Linked DNA regions of Homo sapiens: region 1 is linked to region 2. Evidence: chromatin loops called from intact Hi-C (ENCODE). Cell type or tissue: PC-3. All regions are shown on one strand.

Region 1 (5,000 bases), 59 kb after region 2:
CTCTTTTCTCAGGTGTAAGAGTGAGAGTTTGTCTAGAACAGTGCTTCTGTAAGTGCGTATGTGTGTTCTGTAACACCAGTCCTGAATATGTCATTCAAAAATATGTTCTGAGATTATATTCATTTCAGAATTGCTATATATCACCTCCTTGAATATTAGAAAGTTGAAGGCTCTGACAAGTCCTGAAATTAATAAACTGTTTTTCTTGACCTAATAGATTTTTTAAAGGCAGAGGTAGCATATTGGTAGTTCCCTAGAGAACCTAATGAGGAAATCACTAGTTGAACTTTCTGAGGAGCTTGGCTGCCATTGCAAATCTCTGTAGCTCTAATGCCAGCTACTGTAGGTACAGAGGTGAATAGGGTAAGATTTCTGCTTTTCAGGCATATAGAATCAAATGTGGGGGAGAGACACAAATAAATGTGATATAGTGGCAATTGTAGATTTAAGGTCTGTTCAAATAATAATGGACTTGAGGACTGAGAAGCAAGTAAATCTGCCCAGAGTGGGGGCAGAGGATGAGGAAGGGAAGGCTCCACAGGGATGTTGCAATAGAGAAGGTGGGAAAGGATATTCCAGGCAGAAGGAACAAGGCATAAAATCCAAAGGTGTGTTCTAGGCCTGGGAAATAATTCTGTGGTTATGGAGCCTAGAAGTGGAGGCTGCCTAGGAAGAAAGGGGAGGGACAAAATTCTGGAAAGTGGGTGGAGGACTTGTTTGCTGTGTGCTGTAAATGCTACTTTAAGGAATCTGAACTTTATCTTGTAGGTAAAAGGAAAATATCCTTAGATTGGGTTTTCATCATTATCATTACCTAATCAATAAGTATTTCTCAAAAAGAATTTTAAAGTGCTAAGGCAGAGAGGAACTGGGAGAAACTGCCAGGGAAATTAATTCTCATTCTATTGACACAGCTCAAGTAAGAAATGATAAAGGACTGAATAATGAAATGCAAAAGGATGAGATGGAAGAAATAGTTTTGACAGTAATTTAGGAGCTACACAGACCAGTAAGAGTGATTGGATGGAAAGAAAGAGAAATACAAAATATCTGTACAAATTCAGCCTGGGAGAGTGTTGTGTGATTATAACATTAATAGGAATAGGAATTTCCAGGAGTGAACTGTTTCATATAGGTTTTGAATTAGACTAGGGGTTCTATTACACAGTCATTCTCCTGTACAAACACATCCATTGATTTTTGTGTTACAGAGTTCAAGAGTGATTCAACTAAAGACTACACAGTATTCTTTTTAAGGATGTTCAGCATCCACCAAAATATCTATTTCAAACTAAAATTTGGTAGTATTCAATACATTCTTTTCAACAAAGCAGCATTTAAATCTGTAATTTTTTTTTAATTTTAGCCTCTGATAAATAATCATTTCTGGGACTATGAATCAATTTTGGTTTTCATTCAATCTGAAATTATTCTTTCAGCCTTGGATTATTCTATATACAAAATATCTCAATAGAAGGTTGTGAAACTATCCATTTTCTAGTAGGAAAGAGAACACAAACAATTTTAGTGATGATTTATATATTAAGCCATTATTTTTGGAATTAATCCTAAATTTGGCCTTTAACGCTATATATTATTGTTGATAATGCATTAAAATATATTGTATTTGTAGTCAGGGAGTAGAATTGTTTCAAAAACATTGTATGCCAGTGAAAATTAGAAATAATATTTTTCTTTTGTAAGGAGTTCATGCTTGCTTATCGTGTAAAACTTAGCAAAGATTCTAAAGAATAATTTTCTCAACAACCTTTTAAAGTAGAGGGTTCTTTTATTTAGGGGGAGAAGAACTCCCTTTGAGAGGCAGGATGTGGAAACTAACATGACCCAGGCTGTTTACACAAAGCAGTCCACACCTCCCTGATGATGTCGGAGCATTTTGCCTTTACCTGAGACAGCTGCCTTCTATTAGCACTAGAAACAAATAGTAAAATCTATGGTCACTGATCCATGACCACCTTCCCATTTTGAATTTTTTTGTCCGGGAGGACCTGGAATCCAGAAACTGAGTTGGTGGAGAACAGCTGTTGCTAGATACAATTTATCAGAGGAAGGAAATTACAGTGTCCACCTTAAAAACAAACCAAGCTATCAGAATGACTACGCATTATAAAATGAAAACAATGTTGCAGTCAGTGCCACTTTATGATTTCTTTCCCTTTGTATCATAAAGAAATAAAGATAAAAAGCAAATGGTCTTATCATGATAGGCAAGGCTGCCTCTCCCTCTGCAATTTCTGTGGTGTATTTACGGCAGCTCTGGAATTCTTTTGAAATAAATTTAGATGTTTTGGAGGGCAGATACATGTAATGGTTATTTTACTATTCTAGGTTTAATGATAACAGGTTGCTATGTCTAAGCTTTGATATTTTGCAGATTTCTAAATGCATTTTATTGCATTTAGAAGGAATTTTGTAGTATTGAGAAAATGCAATGCAAAAATGAGTAGAGATACAATGTCCATTTAACTCAGAACAAAACAACCTTATTTCCCCATAGTTGAAATGGAGGGCGGGGAAGTCAGGCAGTGGTTTCTGAAAGCCAAGAACTTAGTAGCACTGTGCCATTCTCTTGCCTGATCCAGTGCCATTCCCTTCACTTGATATCTGTTTACTTTAGAGGAGGCAGTTTTTGAGAAAGGATCATAAATATCCTGGCCCAGTGCCCCAGGAGCTATGACAAGCAAAGGAACATACTTGCCTGGAGATAGCCTTTGCGATATTTAAATGTGTGAGTTAATAGCCTTTGAGATATTTAAATGTGTGGGTTAATAGCCTTTGCGATATTTAAATGTGTGGGTTAATTTTTTTATCCAGTTTAATAACTTTTTATTCCTCCCTCTACTTCTTTGCTTTCTCTTTCTGCTCTGAAGCCGTGGATACAGAAATCTCTGCAGGCAAGTTGCTCCAGAGCATATTGCAGGACAAGCCTGTAACGAATAGTTAAATTCACGGCATCTGGATTCCTAATCCTTTTCCGAAATGGCAGGTGTGAGTGCCTGTATAAAATATTCTATGTTTACCTTCAACTTCTTGTTCTGGGTAAGTGTTTTCCTTTTAATTATCAATTTTATGCAAGAAAGGGGATCTTGATATAAATATCATAAACAAGAACAGACTGTACACTAGAGAAATAAGAGAAGGGGGAAAATGTATTTTCCATGTACTTGTTTGGATTTGTTTGTTCTTTCTTTGGTTATTTCAGTAATTGAAAATGAGCCAAGGACTCAAAAAAGTGCACTTCAGAATGTGAGGATAAACATTTCATAAATGTTTTCATATTGCTGCAAAAAAAAATCACAGAGGAACACAAATGCCCCTTAATTAAAGGACAATTTTCCTTAGTTGTATATCAAGCAGGCCTCCCTAATTTAAGGACTCTGTGGTAAAAACATGGTCTGATTCCATCCGGAGCCCGGGTCCTGATTCCCGCCCTTCACTTCTGGGTTTGAACAGGTGAATCGCAGGGTGTGGGACAATAAAGATCATTTTCAGAGCCTCAAAGACAAAAAAAATGGGTCATGAAAAACTTGAGGGGGAAATGATAAAATTCCTAAATCATAAGAAAATCAAACTAAGACCGTGGATATATATATGTATTGGCATTTTAAAGTCAGTATTTTGATGTGTCATCACCCTACCTTTTAATTGACAGGATTTGTATTTTAGCAATTTGTTATGTTTCTCTTGAAAGTCCATTGACATAGACATAACCAACAAATTGATAACTGATATCTATCAATAGATAATGGAAAAACAAGGTATGAAAAGAGCAGGCTGGGATGTTGGGACATTGACCTTATCATTTTTAGCATATATGGTACAATTAAAGATTGTTTAAATGTCAATCAGTGGAAATAGCACAAAGTATTTAAATGAAAAAAGTATTTTGTATACTGGATTAAAAGCTACCTTATCCACTCCAAGGATGAAAGAACTCTGGTTTTGTTTTTGTACCTGATCTTTAGTAAACAGACATCTCATACCTATGTGTTGCTATATTTCTGTTCTATTAAAATAATGATGAACTTAATTAAACTTAACTACATGAATACAGCTTTATTGTATAGACTGATTTTCCATTCAATGATCAGTAGTGCTAATGAGTACAAATGGATATATTGGTGACTTTTAAATAAGTAAGTAAATATTTAAAAAAGTAAAATAAAGAAGGCAAAAAAAATGGGCTGCTGTTTTTAGGTTAAAAAAATGGGCTGCTTTTGCAAATATTTAATGTAGCTCATGCTACATATATGCCAGTTTTTTAGTTAGTTCTGATACATTTCTTCCCTTGAGATACTTAAATTGATTAAACATTGGGAGCAGGTTATACAAAAAAAGAAAGACCTGTATTCTTTGGTTTTGTTTTGTTTCTAGTTTTTTTTTTGTTTGTTTTTTTTTTTTTTTTTTGGAGAACTTTGAATATTCACTAAAGAAGATAGGATAGGTAATCAACTCCATTGGCCAGCCCAGGTGGCCACAGAAAGATGGCCAATCTTTCTCCATTTTTACTGTATTCACTTCCCCCACCCCATATTATTTTGAAGCACATCTCAGATATATAATTTTGTCTGTAAGCATTTTAGTATATATCTCTGAAACATAATAATTCTTGAAAAAATGTAACCACAACCAGGCGCAGTGGCTCACGCCTGTAATCCCAGCACTTTGGGAGACCGAGATGGGTGGATCACAAGGTCAGGAGTTTGAGACCAGCCTGGCCAGCATGGTGAAACCCTGCCTCTACTAAAAATATGAAAAATTAGCCGGGCATGGTGGCACGCCCCTGTAGTCCCAGCTACTTGGGAGGCTGAGGCAGGAGAATTGCTTGAACCTGGCAGGGGGAGGTTGCAGTGAGCCGAGCTCGCACCACTGCACTCCAGCCTGGGCGACAGAGTGAGATTCCATCTCAGAAAAAAAAAAATGTTACCACAATATCATTATTACACTTTAAAAATTTAATAAGAATTTTTTAAATCAAT
Region 2 (5,000 bases):
TGTTCACACATAAATACAACTTATCAGTTCTGACTCTGTTTATGATATGAAAAACCAACATTTTAAATGAATTTTGTTTGTTTAATTCAGCCCTTTTCCTCCCTGCCATTAGGATTGGGGACCTTTGGATTATGTCGTTGATCAAGAAATATTCCTGGTTCTCATGTCTCTCTCTTTTTGCAGGGACTAGGGTGAGAAAAATGTAAAGAAGGGGGAATAGAACTTAAATTTATTGAGCACTTATCCTATCTCCAGTACTGTGCATTGTTCTTTACGTAGGTTTTCTCATTTCATTTTCATCAGAATGTTAGGAAATCGGCATATTTTCATCTAGCTGATAAGGACACTGAAGTTGGAAGTGTGAAGCTGCTTACCTAAGGCCATGTGGTCAGGGAATGATCCAGGATGGGACACAGACTCTCTCGCCCCAAAGCACAAGTTCTTTCACTCTATCCAGCTTCCACATGCTTTTCCTTCCTCTATTCAGGCTGCAGAGATAACAGTGATAATTGGGTTTAATACCTTAATTGTGGAAGCAGATATATAATTGATCTAAAGGCTTAATCTTCAATTGGAAATTGGTCCAAATGTTACTTCATCATTTTAAGCTGTGGGACAGTCATAAAAGATGAAATAAAAGGAGAGATGTTAGGGCTCATAGCTCAGGTTGCTATCACAAATAAAATCTCTACACCCTCGGGCTCTTCTCTGTTAAGAGGGTTTCTAAAGAGTATTTGGCCAAAGTATGGGAGGACTTAATATTCCCATTTCACACCCTAACTTAATCCATTAGTATCCAAACAATGTTAGCGGTTATACTTTGGGATATTGAGTGGGAGAGAACTGGCTGAGGCTCTAAGGAAACTTTCTATGGTTTAGGGAGCCATTAGGAAAAAGCTTCTTATTCTTGTAAAAATTTCTCAAACTTTCAGGGCTGGGTTCCTGTGGCTGGCTGATAGTCAGCCTCAGTTAGATTCTTGCCAAATTGAGCATCAACAGCTCATTTGGCTTGGAAGAAAAAGAAATGAGAAACAACTGACATTTGTATACTTGAAATTATGAGCTGTTTCTCTAACAAAGAGACCAAACACTTTGGGCTTGTTTTCCAGTAAACATACACACTGAACAATCTGGCCGGCTAGCAGCTGGCTGTGCATATGTAGGGCATATGTGAACACATATGGATGCATAAAACTCACATATGTTCACTTAAAAGGACACTGTCAAGTCATTTTATGGCTTTTTTTTTTTTGTTCTCTGGGCTCTATTGTTTATAAAATCTTCTTAGAAGCTTAAAAATACAATTTCTTTCCCTACTGATTTTTTGTTCTTTCTTTCTTTTTTAAAGCAAGTATTTGGAATGGCAATCAAATAAATGGAACTGGTTCTATTTAATACCTAATCCTACTTAAGCATACACAGCAAAGTACATTGTCCGATCAGAAGTAAAACACTATGAAAGAGACAATTCCTTATGAAGAGAAAAATAGGCACATTCTGTCTTCAGAGGAGACATTTCAAATTAAATAGTACTTACAAGATTATTTTCTGGCATTCCAATGCTTTTAGTGTGTGTTAGATATTTCATATGGATATTAGTGACTATAATAAATCATATTTTCTACTTTCTAAAATATATTTTAGCAATATTCTTCTAGCTTCTTTATTAAGTAGAGGTCTTTTAAAAAAATCTCTGCTTTGGGCAAATGCTGTGAAGAATCAAATCAAAATAGCCCAACAACCTGAAAAGATGCTAAAAAAAAATCACAAACAGTCAGAAAAACAAAAAGTAAATAATAATAAGTTATCATTTTACACCCATCAAGCTGAGAAAAAGTAAAAAGCAAAACTGTACATAGCAAGTGAAGATGTGAGGGAAGGAGTACTTTCATACGTTGCTGGGGAAATGGGAATTTTAAGCAGCTTTTTGAAAGTAAATTTGGCAACATTTCATAAATTAAAAAAATATATACTTATGTCCGTACCAGTGCATAAGGATATAGACAACAGCAGCATTATTTAATGTGGCAAAAGTAAAACCAAGTGAATGCCCTTCAATAGGGACTGTTGGTGAATAAATTAAGGCATATTTATACCATAGAATATAATATAGCCACTCAAAAGAGCAAAATGGAGCAATACCAGTTGACTTTGAAGAATTACCACCTGGTATTGTTGAGATAGAAAAGTAACATGTATAGAAGAACATGTGAGTCTACATTATGAATCAATGACCAAAACAACTTTTGTATGTATTCATTTGTCTCTCTATAGTCTATCTATCCATTTGTATAAGGTTATATGATGGAAAAAATATGAACAGATACATACCAGGTTGTTAAGGTGGGTTTTCTGGAAGGGGTTGGGGGAATTGTGGTGATGGTAGGTGAGGAAGCTAAACAAAAAGGGAAGAATCTAATATAGGCAAAATCCAGTAAGAAATGGTCATATTTATGCAAAATTCTGTGTGTGTACATTCAAAGGAATACTTGAAATAATAAGAGATCATTAAAATAAAGACATTCTCATCTTCTACCAGAATCTCCATGGATAACAATAAAGGAGGATGTGACAGTTCCGACAAACTCAAATAATCCTGGAAAAAACTGAACTTGAGGGTTGGCTGAAGGTTTATATGAATTTCCCATGGAAGAACAAGATAAGCAGGTTGCATTCAATCATTTCAGGGTACTGGTGCCACCAAGTGGTGTCTGGAGCAATTGTTGGTGGCATTTTATTACCCCACTAGTGACAGAACCTCTTGGCTTACCTATGCCTTCCATGGTAGTAAACAGAATGGGGATGTTTACTACCCCCCGTGGAGTTCTCCGTGGAGTGAAGCACACACCTGTGATCCTGGCACTCAGATGAACAGGAAGTATGAAAAAAATGAGTATGAAGCAAACAGCTTTGGCCCTGGAATCTGATCTCACCTTGGTTTCTCCTGCTGGCAATTGCTCTACCATGCCTGACCTTTACCTATCAAGTCCCTTGAGATGTGTTCAAAAGTTTATAACTACTTGGACCAGTGTCACAACTTGTATATCTTCTTTAACTGCTTTAACTGTGATTTTAGATAATGTCTCATATAGGTTTTCTCTTTTTATTGCTGCCATCGTGGCTTGGCCTTTCCTTATGTCTTCACTGGTGTCATAAAAATGTTCATGGGCTTTCCTAGCCTCAGTCTCTCTCTGCTCCAATCGAGCCATAACCCACTTCTATGCTAAGCTTCCTGAAGTTCTGGTCATTTAACAACACTACTGAAAAGCCTTCAGCTGTTTCTCTGTAACTACTAGCAGAGTGTGACCTCAGAACTCAGCACAGACTTTTAACAGGGTGACTCTAATGTCTCAATTTGCCCAGTATAGCCCCAGTTTCCTTCTATTGTCCCACTGTAATCATTATGGCTTTCTTCATTTTCAACATTGTCCTAGTTTAGATATTACATTTTATGGATACCTGAGCTTTTATCTACTTAGTTCTCCTTCCTCTAATATATTAGAGATATGCAGGCATTATGTGATTTGGTGGGCACCTGGTGTTGATGAGTCCACAGCTCCAGGCCTCTACAGGTCAACTAGTTGTATGCATATATAAGTAGGCTAACAGAAGAAAGTGTAAAGTTTGTGGTGGATAGAGAAATTGGACTCAGAGAGGGCTCATATCTGAATTAGAACATCTCTGTGTGTGTGTGTGTGTGTGTGTGTGTGTGTGTGTGCTTTGAACATTCACAAACTAAATATAAATTATTTGGGATTTATCACCCTATTTAAAATTTATTTTCTTCTGTAATTTATATAAAGGCAGTTTTTGAATTTTAGTAAGAAAATCTGCCTTTACATTTTTAACTAATTTATTTTTAATTTGTATGGACACATTATAGTTGTACATGTTTTGAAACATATGTGACACTTTGATGCAAGCATACAATGTATAATCATCAAATATGGGTAGTCGGGATACCCATCACCTCAAACACTTATCATTACTTTGTGTTGGGAACATTCCAATTCTACTCTTCTAGTTATTTTGAAATATACAATGAACTATTGTCAGCTAAAGTCGCCCTAAGTGTTTGTGCTACCAAATACTAGATCATATTCCTTCTTTCTAACTGTATTTTTGTACCCATTAAGCAACCTCTCTTTATCCCTTCCTCTCCACTATTCTTCCCAGCCTATTTTTTGGCTCCCACATATGAGTAAGAACATATGCCATTTGCCTTTGTGTCTTTGGCTTATTTCACTTAACATAATGTCTTCCAGTTCCATTAATGTTGTTGCAAATGACTGTATTTCATTCTTTTTATGGTGAAATAATATTCCATTGTGTATATATACCACATTTTCTTTATCTGTTTATCTGTTAATGAGCACTTAGGCTGATTCCATATCTTGGCTATTGTGAATAGTGCTACAACTTTTGTATTTTTTATGTAGCTCTTTTAGTGGATAAGAAGAGCACTATTTGGGACCTAATGAATATCACACTCATAATTCATTACCAAATGAGAAAAATATTCAACTAAGTAATAATACAGTCATGCTAAAAATTTTGAGGAGTTTAGAAACATACTGTGTACTTTTTTGGCACAAAAGGTCATATGCCTTATTTATCCAACGATTAGTGCATTGCTTGGTGCATAAATACAGTTGAGTAGAATTTGAAGCAGACTGCAAGTTTATAGAACTGAAATTTGGTTACTGCATTCTGGTTTAAGTATTTCCTATGTCTGCTACATTGTGGTGTTAACAATCTGTTAATGGTTGAATGCATACTATTTAGGGAATGCTTTGTCCTTAGCTCACCATCAGTAGGAATGCACTGTGAGTTTTTCCTAGAGTTGAAAAGAATTCGAGCTCAGCCACCCGTTTTCTCTTATTCAGTTCTTTTTTTTAACCACTTAAATATATTTTCAAGACAGCCAGAGTCTGTGTTCTTGAAAAAGATTTTGTGTAAGAACTAGTTGACCTGTAGAAGCCTGGAGCTGTGGCCTCATT

Evidence for each region. Hi-C counts contacts between places; a loop is a spot of excess contacts. Peaks named below come from ENCODE experiments on the same cell type or tissue, not always from the same donor. Only the 100,000 strongest peaks of a DNase experiment are listed, where the experiment ranks them.
Region 1: a loop joins it to region 2, with 4 times the contacts of the local background. A loop is called at or near these places in 3 of 110 quality-filtered maps.

The regions. Positions count from the first base shown.
Region 1 is chr12:71,155,679-71,160,678 of GRCh38, reverse strand. It overlaps TSPAN8 (tetraspanin 8), which reads left to right and starts at 2,680. Exons shown (of 9, transcript NM_004616.3): 1 at 2,680-2,749; 2 at 2,892-3,060. The coding sequence starts at 3,001. In PC-3, no CTCF peak of the experiment used is centred here; a DNase peak (open chromatin) is centred at 2,638; H3K4me3 peaks cover 1,555 bases; H3K27ac peaks cover 2,987 bases.
Region 2 is chr12:71,214,881-71,219,880 of GRCh38, reverse strand. LOC105369831 (a long non-coding RNA gene) reads right to left here and starts at 3,047. Exons shown (of 3, transcript XR_945081.2): 1 at 2,771-3,047; 2 at 375-488. In PC-3, a CTCF peak has its summit at 2,698 (motif pointing left); a DNase peak (open chromatin) is centred at 2,690.